Linked DNA regions of Homo sapiens: regions 1 and 2 are each linked to region 3. A link is a contact called in ENCODE Hi-C or POLR2A ChIA-PET data. All regions are on one chromosome and are shown on one strand. The core of a region is the stretch at or near the end of the contact, and the rest is flanking DNA. Distances in the headings are between cores, read along the strand shown. Region 1 overlaps LOC124904243 (a long non-coding RNA gene). Region 2 holds the start of TWSG1-DT (TWSG1 divergent transcript). Region 3 holds the start of VAPA (VAMP associated protein A).

Region 1 (3,061 bases), core at 233-2,732, 850 kb after region 3:
CTTGAACTGCAATTGAAAAAAGTAAATGATAAATATGAGTAGAATTAATGAATTCAACAACAATTTATTAGATACCTAGTGTATGACAGACAGCTTTTAGGCATTGGGGTTTGGAGCACAGTGGCAAATAGAATCCCTGACTTCATGGAGTTTTTATTGTAGTCAGAGGAAACAGATCATAACAAGGAAATAGACATCTTCACTACCTCAGATAGTGATAAGTGCTATGGATAAAAATAACACAGGGGGCTGGGCATGGTGGCTCACGCCTGTAATCCCAGCACTTTGGGAGGCCTAGGTGGGAAGATTACTTGAGCTCAGGAGTTCGAGACCAGCCTGGGCAACATGGCGAAACCCCATCTCTACTAAAAATACAAAAATTAGCCAGGCACGGTGGTGGGCGCTTGTAATCCCAGCTACTAAGAAGCCTGAGGTGGGAGAATCGCTTGAACCCGGGAGGTGGAGGTTGTAGTGAGCCAAGATTGCATCATTGTACTCCAGCCTGGGCGACAGAGTGAGACTCTGTCTCAAAACAAACAAACAAATAAAGCAATGGGGAATGCTGGGGTAGGGGAGCCCTGAAGAAGCAGCAGGAATAAGCCCCGTGGACAGCTGGTGGAGGGGGCATCCGGGCGGAGGGAGGGGTTGTGCATATGCCAAGGGCCAGGCATGGGCATTTGTGTTCCAGGTATTGGGGGGTGGGGCATGGGGAGGCCGTGAGAGGACAGTAATCAGATCAAAGAGATGTAGGACCTTGCACGTCACTACAAGGAGTTAGCTTTCTTCTCTTCTTCCTCCTCCTCCTCCTCCTCCTCCTTCTTCTTTCTTTGGCTAAAGCTGTCCTCCCCTCAGCCTCTTGAGTAGCTGGGACTACAAGTGTTCACCACCACACCTGGCTGGCCTTCTATTCTGAATGAGTTAGGAGTCAATGGGAGGTTTTGAGTAGGAAGAGATATGATGTGGTTTTCCATTTGGAAAGGACCCTGTGGCTGCTGAATTGAGAATGGTGTGAGAAAGTAAAGACTGAAGCAGAAAAACAGTTTGGAGGCTACTGCAACAATCCAGGCAAGAAGTGATGGTGGCTTCATCATGGAGGAAGGGAGCCACTCAGGTTCTGGATAGCCTGGGAGGTTGAGCAAGCCATGAAATGGGAGAGAAAAAGAGGAATCAAGCCTGATTCCGAGACTGCTGGCAGGAGCGCCTGGAAGGATGATGGTTACCTTCTCTATGGAGGGGAAGGTATGGGAGAAGACAGCATGGTGTGTGAAGAAGTCCAGAAGTTTGGTTTTGGACATATTAAGTTTCAGTTGCTTAGTAGATATATCTTTCTTATTTATGTTGAATTCTCCATCCAACTTAGAGGGTAGACAGGGTTTCTTTTTCAGTATTACAATCTAACAGGAACTGAGAACTTACAGAACAGACCAGTAGGAACTGAAACAGTAGAAGGGTTGGGGAAGAGGGTTTTGAGTGTTTTTGTTTAAATATAAGGAGACAAATTTACATCCCACAATCCGTTTTCCTTCAGCAACTAGTAGTACTTTTCTCGCAGTCTTTAACAGCTAGCCAGGGCCACTAGCTCTCAGTGTTGTACTCCCTTGGACTAGGTAATTCTGAAGGAAAGATCAGAATAATGAGAAGTATGTGGGTCCTATTGGGAAAGGCAGCCCACCATGGACCCTGAAGGTCCCTGCCTGTTCTTGCTGAGTGTGCTGGATTTTTTTTTTTTTTTTTTTTTGAGACGGAGTCTCACTCACTCTGTCGCTCAGGCTGGAGTGCAGTGGCGTGATCTCAACTCACTGCAACCTCCGTTTTCTGGGTTCAAGCTATTCTCTTGCCTCAGCCTCCCGAGTAGCTGGGATTACAGGCATCCACCACCACGCCTGACTAATTTTTGTATTTTTAGTGGAGACATGTTGGCCAGGCTAGTTTTGAAACCCTGACCTCAGGTGATCCGCCCTCGTTGGCCTCCCAAAGTGCTGGCATTACAGGTGTGAGCCACTGCGTCCAGCCGAGTGTACTGGATTTTAAGACTGATCTGTCTCCTGATACTGAATGGTTTCTCTGGTTAGTCACACAGGCAATTAAGCAGGTCAAAGTGGAGAAAGACTGGCTTATTTGCTGCTTGCTCAAGGGCTGGGCCCTTAGCCCTGGGTTCCTCTCCTGTAATGCAACCCACTGCATGCGCAGGTATCATCTAGGACTATCATGTCATCCCTGTGTTGTGTATGGGGAAGGGAACTAGTGCAAATATGCTCATGTTGTTTGCTGTGCTGTGCTGTTAGTAATAAAATCCTTTGTCTCTGACCCAAGAGTCTTATGTCTTCTGCCAGCATCAATGAAACAGTTAACAGTGTAAGTTGGAGAAAGTTCCAGAGCTTTTACAGTTCTTGACAGGCCTCATCTCTCTCAAAGGAGTCTAAAGCTCCATCTGGGATTAAGGGGTAGCTTGGGGTGAAACATGATGGGGATCTGGCCAGATGCCCCAGGTCCAGCTAGGAAGGAATCCATTTTCTCTTGGGGACTTTGGTACTGAATGAAATATTTGGAGATGGGAGCAAAATGAAGGAAACAGATTATATGAAGTTTAAGGGATTAGGCTAATTTCCAATTTGTTGATACTCCTTGATTCAACATATAGTGGTAAACATGAGTCCTTTTGTAATCCCTTAGGCTTAAGTAGAAGATGGGGACAGGTGGAAAGTGCATTTTTAGAGTAAAGGTAGCAGATAATGATTGCTGAAACAAAAGAAATCCAAGTCCACTTTTGCCTAGGGAGGGACAGTTGGCCAGGCCACAAAAAAAAAAAAAAAAAAAAAAAAAAGAAAGAAAGAAAGAAAGAAAAAGAGCAGGGCCTGAATTTTTACAAAGAAAATCAGTTCGCCATTTCCTTTTAAGAAATTTTAGCCTGGCTAGACCACTGGTGTGCTGACTCTCCTCATTCACATTAATTACTATGGAGACCACCTCCCTTCTGTGTGGTGCTGATGCCCAGTGAGGGACCATCCAGCAGATGCCTATGGAAGTGCTGGGGGAAGTACAAGGCCTAGAAGAGTTTATT
Region 2 (3,390 bases), core at 61-2,560, 580 kb after region 3:
GGGCTTTGGACCTGGTATGAGTCAATTTTGAAAGAGAAAACCCTGGTGATCGTTACTGAGGCTCACAAAGCATTCCCTAAAGACCGTTAGTAACTAATTTTCTAATGTATCTAACGCCGCATACCAAGTAGGATGATTTCTGGAGCAACCAGTACATATTTGCGGAGGCCAAATAAGGTTATTTGGAGACTAACTGTCGTGGAACTAGTTTTCATCCTACAACCATGAAAACTGGGATTTCCCCCCTTTCCCATCTTTTACGGTTGTCTTATGAAATGTTCCACAAATTCATCTTACTCCCCAAATTTCACTGGAAAAAGTATTCAAGTAACTACGACCATGTCGAAATCAGGTAATAGAATTAAAGGACTTATCTTTTCCTAAGGAGTTAGAAACCATCATGCATCAAAATTGTTTCGCATACATCACGCCCAAGTTTCTCGTTAAGGGAGATGGCACTGACAGCGACCAGGGCAGAGCCGAGCCTCTGTAGAGCGGTGCCAGGGCCCCGAAGGCGCCGGACGCCCCGCGAGGCAGAGGCCGGTAGCGGTGTGGGGGACCGGGCACCCGGAACCACCCCCACCCCGGCTCGGCCGACGCGGGCTGCGGAGGACGCGGGCCGGCCCAGAGATGGTCTGGACCAAAGCGGCGCAGAGATGCTGCTGGCTCCCGGCGTCCGGCCTGTGCGCCCGCGCCCAGCACCCCCACTTTGTCCTCCGCGCAGCCGGGCCCAGGCTTCTCCCGGCCCCCGCGAAGCTCGCCGCGGCCCCGGGCCTCTAGAGGGCCGAGCTCGGCGCCCGGCCCCTTCCCAACCAAGAGGCCAAGAGGCTGCACAACCCCCCAGCCGCTCCCACTCACCATGCGCCACGGTCCCGCGAAGTCGCCCACCCCTAGATCCCCGCCGGGTCGGCCGAGCCCGGGGCGCGCTGCGGCGGCTTTGAGTGCGAGGCCAGGCCGCGCCTCCCGCCGTCCCCTCAGCGCAGCGCCCGCGAGCCTCGGGCACCTTAAAGAGACAGGCCCGCCCGCCGCCCTCCTCCCGGCTCCTTGCTCCCCGCCCCTGCTCCCCTCTTCCCCTCCGCCCCCGCTGGGGTCCACAGCCGCCAGCTCCCGCCAGGAGGCGTCTCTCACTCCCCCGGCGCTCCTGTCAGCGCGCACGCCCCCATCTCGGCCCCGCCCACTCCCCCCGCCCCTCCCAACGCCACGCCCCCTCCGCGCCACCCGGTTTCGCCCCTCCCTCGTGCCACGCCTCCACCGCAGGCTCCCGCCCGCCCGCCGGCCCGCAGGCCACGCCCCCAGGCGCACCCACCCCAGCTGCTCAACGCGATTTCCCTTCGCGCTTCTCCGCACCGGGATCCCCAGTCCCTCAGGTTCCGACAGACCCTCCTGTCAGGCCCATTCTCCGGGCCCCCTCAGTTGCAGTGTTAAGATCAACAGTGTTAAGATTAAAGCCTTGTGATGTGCTAGCCACTACGCTGAGGATATGCCGTGTACTAAAATTCCTCAGGACTCCTCACAGCTGCCCTGTAAGGAAGCGGCCATGGCCGGGTTCTAGCGATGCGAGGCCGAGGCTCGGGGCGCTGAGTAGCCTAGCGCGTCGCCGAGGAGAGCTGGCACGTGAACCCCTTGTCGTTTGCCGTCAGAGGTAGGATTTATATAAAATGCGCGTTTCCTAGGTCTACCTCAGACCTACTGAATAAGGATCTCCAAGGGTAGAGCTTTCGAACTTCGTTCACCAATTCGATAAAACTTGCCAGGCTCCTTGTGAGTGGCTGGCGCTGAGCTCTGCATCGGAGCTCTGCATCGGGAGTCGAGAAGAGGGGGCGCCATGGATCCGGGCGCGGAGGTCGCGCAGCCTAGGTAGAAGGTGCGCGGTTAGCACGTAGGTTAAAAACATTGAGAATGACACTCAGTTCTTTCCCACAACTCTGGGTTGCTTTTTTTTTTTTTTCTTTTGAGACAAGGTCTCACTCTCACCAGGCTGGAGGGCAGTGACAACATCAGGCTCGCTGCAGCCTCCACCTCCTAGGCTCAAGCAATCCTCCCGCCTCAGCCTCCCGAGTAGCTGGGGCTACGGGCGCGCACCACCACGCCTGGCTAATATTTTATTTTTTTGTAGATATGGAGGTCTTGCTATGTTGCCCAAGCTGGTTTCAAATTTCGGGGCTCAAGCGATCCTCCCACCGCGGTCTCCTAAATCGTTGGGATGACAGGTGTGAACCATAGTGCCCGGCCGGAATTTGCTTTTTAAAGAAGATTCCAGGGTGATTAAGTTAGAGCCCGCTAGACCAGACCGTCCGCGGGGCACCTTCCCTTGGAAATGATGACCTAGTGTCAAACCCTTATGCTGGTAAATCGTAAATGCCTACCACCCACCTTTGTTGATTGGAAGGAAACAGAATGAAAACAGCTGATTGGCTGGGGGTGGATTGCATTACTGATGTTAGCCCACTTTTGTACAATAAATATGGGTTTTAAAAATCATCCTTGAAAATTATCCTAGAGAAATAATTAAGGGTATACCCAAATTTAAGTATAAGAATCTTATTCTTGGCATTATATACTAGTTAAGTGAATTAGGAAACTTCCGATCAATGCACTAATTCAGCCATTAAAAAGTGATACCGCAGATCAGAGGTTCTCAAACTTTTTCGTCTCGGAATCCCTTTACACTCCTGAAAATTATGGAGCATGCCAAAGAGGTTTTGTGTATGTGTGCTACATCTGTTAATACTTTCAAAATTAAAACAATTTTTTACATATTCATTATTTCATTTAAAAATAACAAACCCATTATATGATAACAAATATTTAATGAAAAATAAGTATATATTTTAAAACAGTAGGAAGAACAGCGTGGTTTTAGATTTTTGCTATTGCCTTTAACATCAAACTTAATAGCCACTGTTTTTATATCTGCTTCTGTATTCAAACTGTTGCAGTATCATGTATTATGTAGTTTCTGCTTGTGAGAGAATGAGGGTGAAAAGTCAAATAATGCCTTAGAATTAAAATTAAAATAATTTTGAGCTCACAACCTCCTGAAAATGTCTTGGGATCCCTCCCTAGCAGCCCCAGATCACACTATGACAATTAGTGTTGCAGATGAATATTGCGACTAGAGATATTCATGATACATAAAAAATTTTAAAGTACTGCATAGTTTTTGAATAATTAATTTTGTTGTTGTTTGTTTGTTTTTGAGACAGAGTCTTGTACTTTCACCTGGGCGGGAGTGCAACGCTGCCATCTCGGCTCACTACAACCTCCGCCTCCCGAGTTCATGAGATTCTTCTGCCTCAGCCTCCCGAGTAGCTGAGATTACAGGCGCACACCACCACGCCCGGCTAATTTTTTGTATTTTTAGTAGAGATGGGGTTTCACTATGTTGGC
Region 3 (2,953 bases), core at 121-2,620:
AACCGACCAAAAGCCCCTGGGATTCTTCCAGGATCACCAAGTCAGACTAAAAAACTTATCACAGGCAGTACTACAAAAACCTACAAAGTTCCAGAGCTGGGTGACACCTTATCAGCCTTCTCAGGATCTGTCGGAAACCGCAAACGTAAAAGCAAAAAAGTCACACGCACTGAAGGTTTCTCAGCAGAGGAGCTCAACTAAAGGGCTAAATAAAAGCACGCGGGTGGCACACTGAAATGTCGTAGAAGGCAGGAAGCCCCGCTACTATGAACCTACAACTCTCCGTTTGCGGCTGACGCATCGCTCCTGCCCGCACGCACCTGGGTCCGTGCCAACAGCACCGGGCAGCCCTCGCCAGGCACCTCCAAGGACTCTCCACCTCCCCGGCGCGTCCTACACCTGACGGCCGAGTTCTAAACCTGGCGGAAAGGTGACAAGCGACGCCCTCCGCGGAACCCGAGGGCCGGCTGCAGCGAGCTCTCCCCGGGCCGGGGCAGGGGTCGGGGGGCGGCTCTCACTCCCAAGGGGTCCCGCGCCGTGCCCTAGCCTCCCCGCGCCGCTGACAGCCGGGAGCGGGCGACAGACGCAGCTTGCGCCACCTCCAGAGCCCACTCCCCGCCGCAGCCCAGAGCGCACGCCCTCGGGTGCCCAGCCGCCCACGCCCCGCCGAAGCACGCCGTCGGCCTCTGGGGCCAAGGACGCGGGCCCAGGCGGACCGCGGCGCGGGCGGGACCGGACGCCCAGGAGGCGCCCCCGCGGGACCGCAAGATGGCGGCGGCGGCGGCGCCAGGGCCGGGCTCCCCTCCGCCTCGCCCCGGCCGGCGCGCGCACCGCAGCGAGGGCGGGCGGGAGGGGATGAAGCGGGCCGGAGCAAGGGGCAGGCCGGCCGAGGTGGCGGCAAGAAAGCAGCCGGGAAAGGGAAGGCGCCGGGGCGTGGGGGAGGGGGCGCTCCCTCGGGCCAGGGCCGCGGACGTGCCCTCCGCGCCCCCCCGCCGACAGCCAGCGGTCCGCGCGCCCCACCCCACCCGGGGGTGTCCCCGTTCTGCCTACCTTTGAATTTGAGGTCTGTGGGCGGATCGAGGACCAGGATCTGCTCGTGCTTCGCCATGGCCCCTGAGGCGGACGCCATCGGAGAGACAGCGCAGAGCGGGGGCGCGCCCGCGGCGGCGGTTTGCTGACTGGGGGCGGGGGACGACGGCGGCGACGGCTCGGCCGAGCTCTAGGACGAGGCCAGGCTCGCGGCTCCCGAGCCCTAACGCCTGCCGCTGTGTCACCGGTTCGGTGGGCCACCCGCTGGGTCAGCAGCTCCGGGTCCCACAACTGACTCAACCCCACACCAGCCGCCACGGCCACGCGCACTTGCGAGCCTCGGCGACCCACGTGACGGCCTCTGCGTGCCTACGTGCGCGCCCCCGGCCGGGAGCTTCTAGCGCTTGTCCCGCCCTCCAGGCCGGCCTAGCGCGGCGCGGGGCTGCTGCGCCTGCGCGCTCGCGGCTTGCCGCGGCCCGGAGCGCAGCCCAGCTGTCAAGGGAACGGGTGTGGAAGGAGGCGGGGCAAAGGTCCGCGGGACCGACGCGATGCGCAGCGCAGGGCTGGAAGCGCAGTCCTCTGTCACCTTGAGCTCCGAGTACGGAACTAGAGAAACTGCTCTGGCAGCGCATCACACTCTTCCAAGTGGGAATGCCCAGTGGAAGGGACAAGTAGTAGTAGGGAAGCGCCCACTCACTACAACTCCCGGCATGCCCCCTGCGGGGCGGGGCCTTCGCCGAGGGCCTGGCCCTTTGCGGCCCTGCGCGGTGCTTGCTGGGAACTGTAGTAACGGCTGTTTGAGGGTGGAAAGGAGAGCTAGGTCTGTTGGAGGCAATGGGGTGGGGTTCGCGGACGCTAATTTTGGCTCTCAGAGCGCGTCTAGTTTGCGCTAAAAAAGAAAAAACTTGAAGACTGAAACGAGGCCCCAATGTTAGAAATATATTAATAAAATCTGCCCTGTGGAGAACAGGCGTGGGGGGATGTGTCCGTTTGCTCTAATTCTATCCAGTCCTCTGTTGGCAGGGCTGCATTCCCCGTGGTATCCAATTCAGCCTCTCCTGCTTCCTGAGTTCTCTCCAGTGATGCAAAATCAGATAAGGAAACACACCTCGTCTAGGAAGCAAGGGGAAATATGACAAAGCACACAGAAACTAGAAATAAAAGTCAAAAATCTACACCATCGAACCCAAATAATCTTCTTCAGTTTTAATGATGGACCCAAACCAAAACAGTTCTCACGTTCACATGTTAGAAACTAACTCCATCTGCATCACTTACGATAGGCTGTAGTAAACTGAACCAAATAAGAAAAATCCCAGCAGCAAACTTGCTGACAAAACTTTAGCCGATTGCCAGGGTAGTCCGGTACAGGAACGTCAAATGAAACCAATGTGCTGTAAATAAACCTTTATTGTATTTTGTGATACGGTTTGAATTTAAATCCCTAGGTAGCGCCACGAAACAAAAGACATATTGATGCTACTGCCATGGAGCAGCACAGTTTGTCTAGAAAATAAACGAGACGAAACAGCAGTCTAGAAGTAGGCACCAAATCCAAGTTTTCATGTGCGATCCAGGTATTAGGGTCCATCCAGGAACAGCCTGCTGGAATTGCTAGCCTGGCATTCACAGAAGATTGTGCCACCCACGAGGAATGTGTTTTCAGCCCTGAAATTCCTGGGAGTGAGAGGTGAAGCCAGCTGGATTTCTGGGTTGGGTGGGGACTTGGAGAACTTTTCTTACAAGAGGATTGTAAAATGCACCAATCAGCACTCTGTAGCTAGCTAGAGTTTTGTAAAATGCACCAATCAGTGCTCTGTAAAAACGCACCTATCAGCACTCTGTAGGTAGCTAGAGGTTTGTAAAATGGACCAATCAGCACTCTGTAAAATGGACCAATCAGCAGGGCATGGGCAGGGACAAA

What was found. A loop is a pair of places that touch in the nucleus more often than their neighbours do. ChIA-PET counts read pairs that join two places held with the same protein, here RNA polymerase II (POLR2A). Pooled maps may share reads with other maps.
Region 1: a map with no recorded cell type shows a loop between it and region 3 (5-fold over the local background). The contact joins the enhancer-like site here to the promoter of VAPA in region 3. A Hi-C loop is called at or near these places in 8 of 37 single-sample maps with no recorded cell type and 6 of 50 pooled maps. POLR2A ChIA-PET finds 5 or more read pairs at or near these places in 2 of 52 experiments (GM12878 and activated T-cell).
Region 2: a loop to region 3 is called in a map of CD8-positive, alpha-beta T cell, with 21 times the contacts of the local background. The contact joins the promoter of TWSG1-DT here to the promoter of VAPA in region 3. A Hi-C loop is called at or near these places in 9 of 168 maps with a recorded cell type or tissue (CD4-positive, alpha-beta T cell, CD4-positive, alpha-beta memory T cell, CD8-positive, alpha-beta T cell and 5 more), 22 of 37 single-sample maps with no recorded cell type and 22 of 50 pooled maps. POLR2A ChIA-PET finds 5 or more read pairs at or near these places in 6 of 52 experiments (CD4-positive, alpha-beta T cell, WTC11, activated B cell and 3 more).

The regions. Positions count from the first base shown.
Region 1 is chr18:9,060,677-9,063,737 of GRCh38, reverse strand. It overlaps LOC124904243 (a long non-coding RNA gene), which reads left to right. Exons shown (of 2, transcript XR_007066278.1): 2 at 980-2,307. Among named protein-coding and RNA genes, the nearest start is that of NDUFV2, 40 kb to the left of the region's middle. Within about 2 kb of position 1,482, at least 5 of the 41 ENCODE cell types and tissues checked have a DNase peak (open chromatin) inside an H3K27ac peak, as active enhancers do; they include GM12878, where a contact is called at or near this core.
Region 2 is chr18:9,332,389-9,335,778 of GRCh38, reverse strand. It overlaps TWSG1-DT (TWSG1 divergent transcript), which reads left to right and starts at 1,310. Exons shown (of 3, transcript NR_183523.1): 1 at 1,310-1,642. TWSG1 (twisted gastrulation BMP signaling modulator 1) reads right to left here and starts at 1,006. Exons shown (of 5, transcript NM_020648.6): 1 at 859-1,006. RefSeq lists enhancers at 406-455, 218-718 and a silencer at 516-1,305.
Region 3 is chr18:9,912,433-9,915,385 of GRCh38, reverse strand. It overlaps VAPA (VAMP associated protein A), which reads right to left and starts at 1,370. Exons shown (of 6, transcript NM_194434.3): 1 at 1,051-1,370. The coding sequence starts at 1,129. LOC124904245 (a long non-coding RNA gene) reads left to right here and starts at 1,438. Exons shown (of 2, transcript XR_007066284.1): 1 at 1,438-1,674; 2 at 2,053-2,453. RefSeq lists an enhancer at 251-868 and silencers at 386-1,175, 1,386-1,435.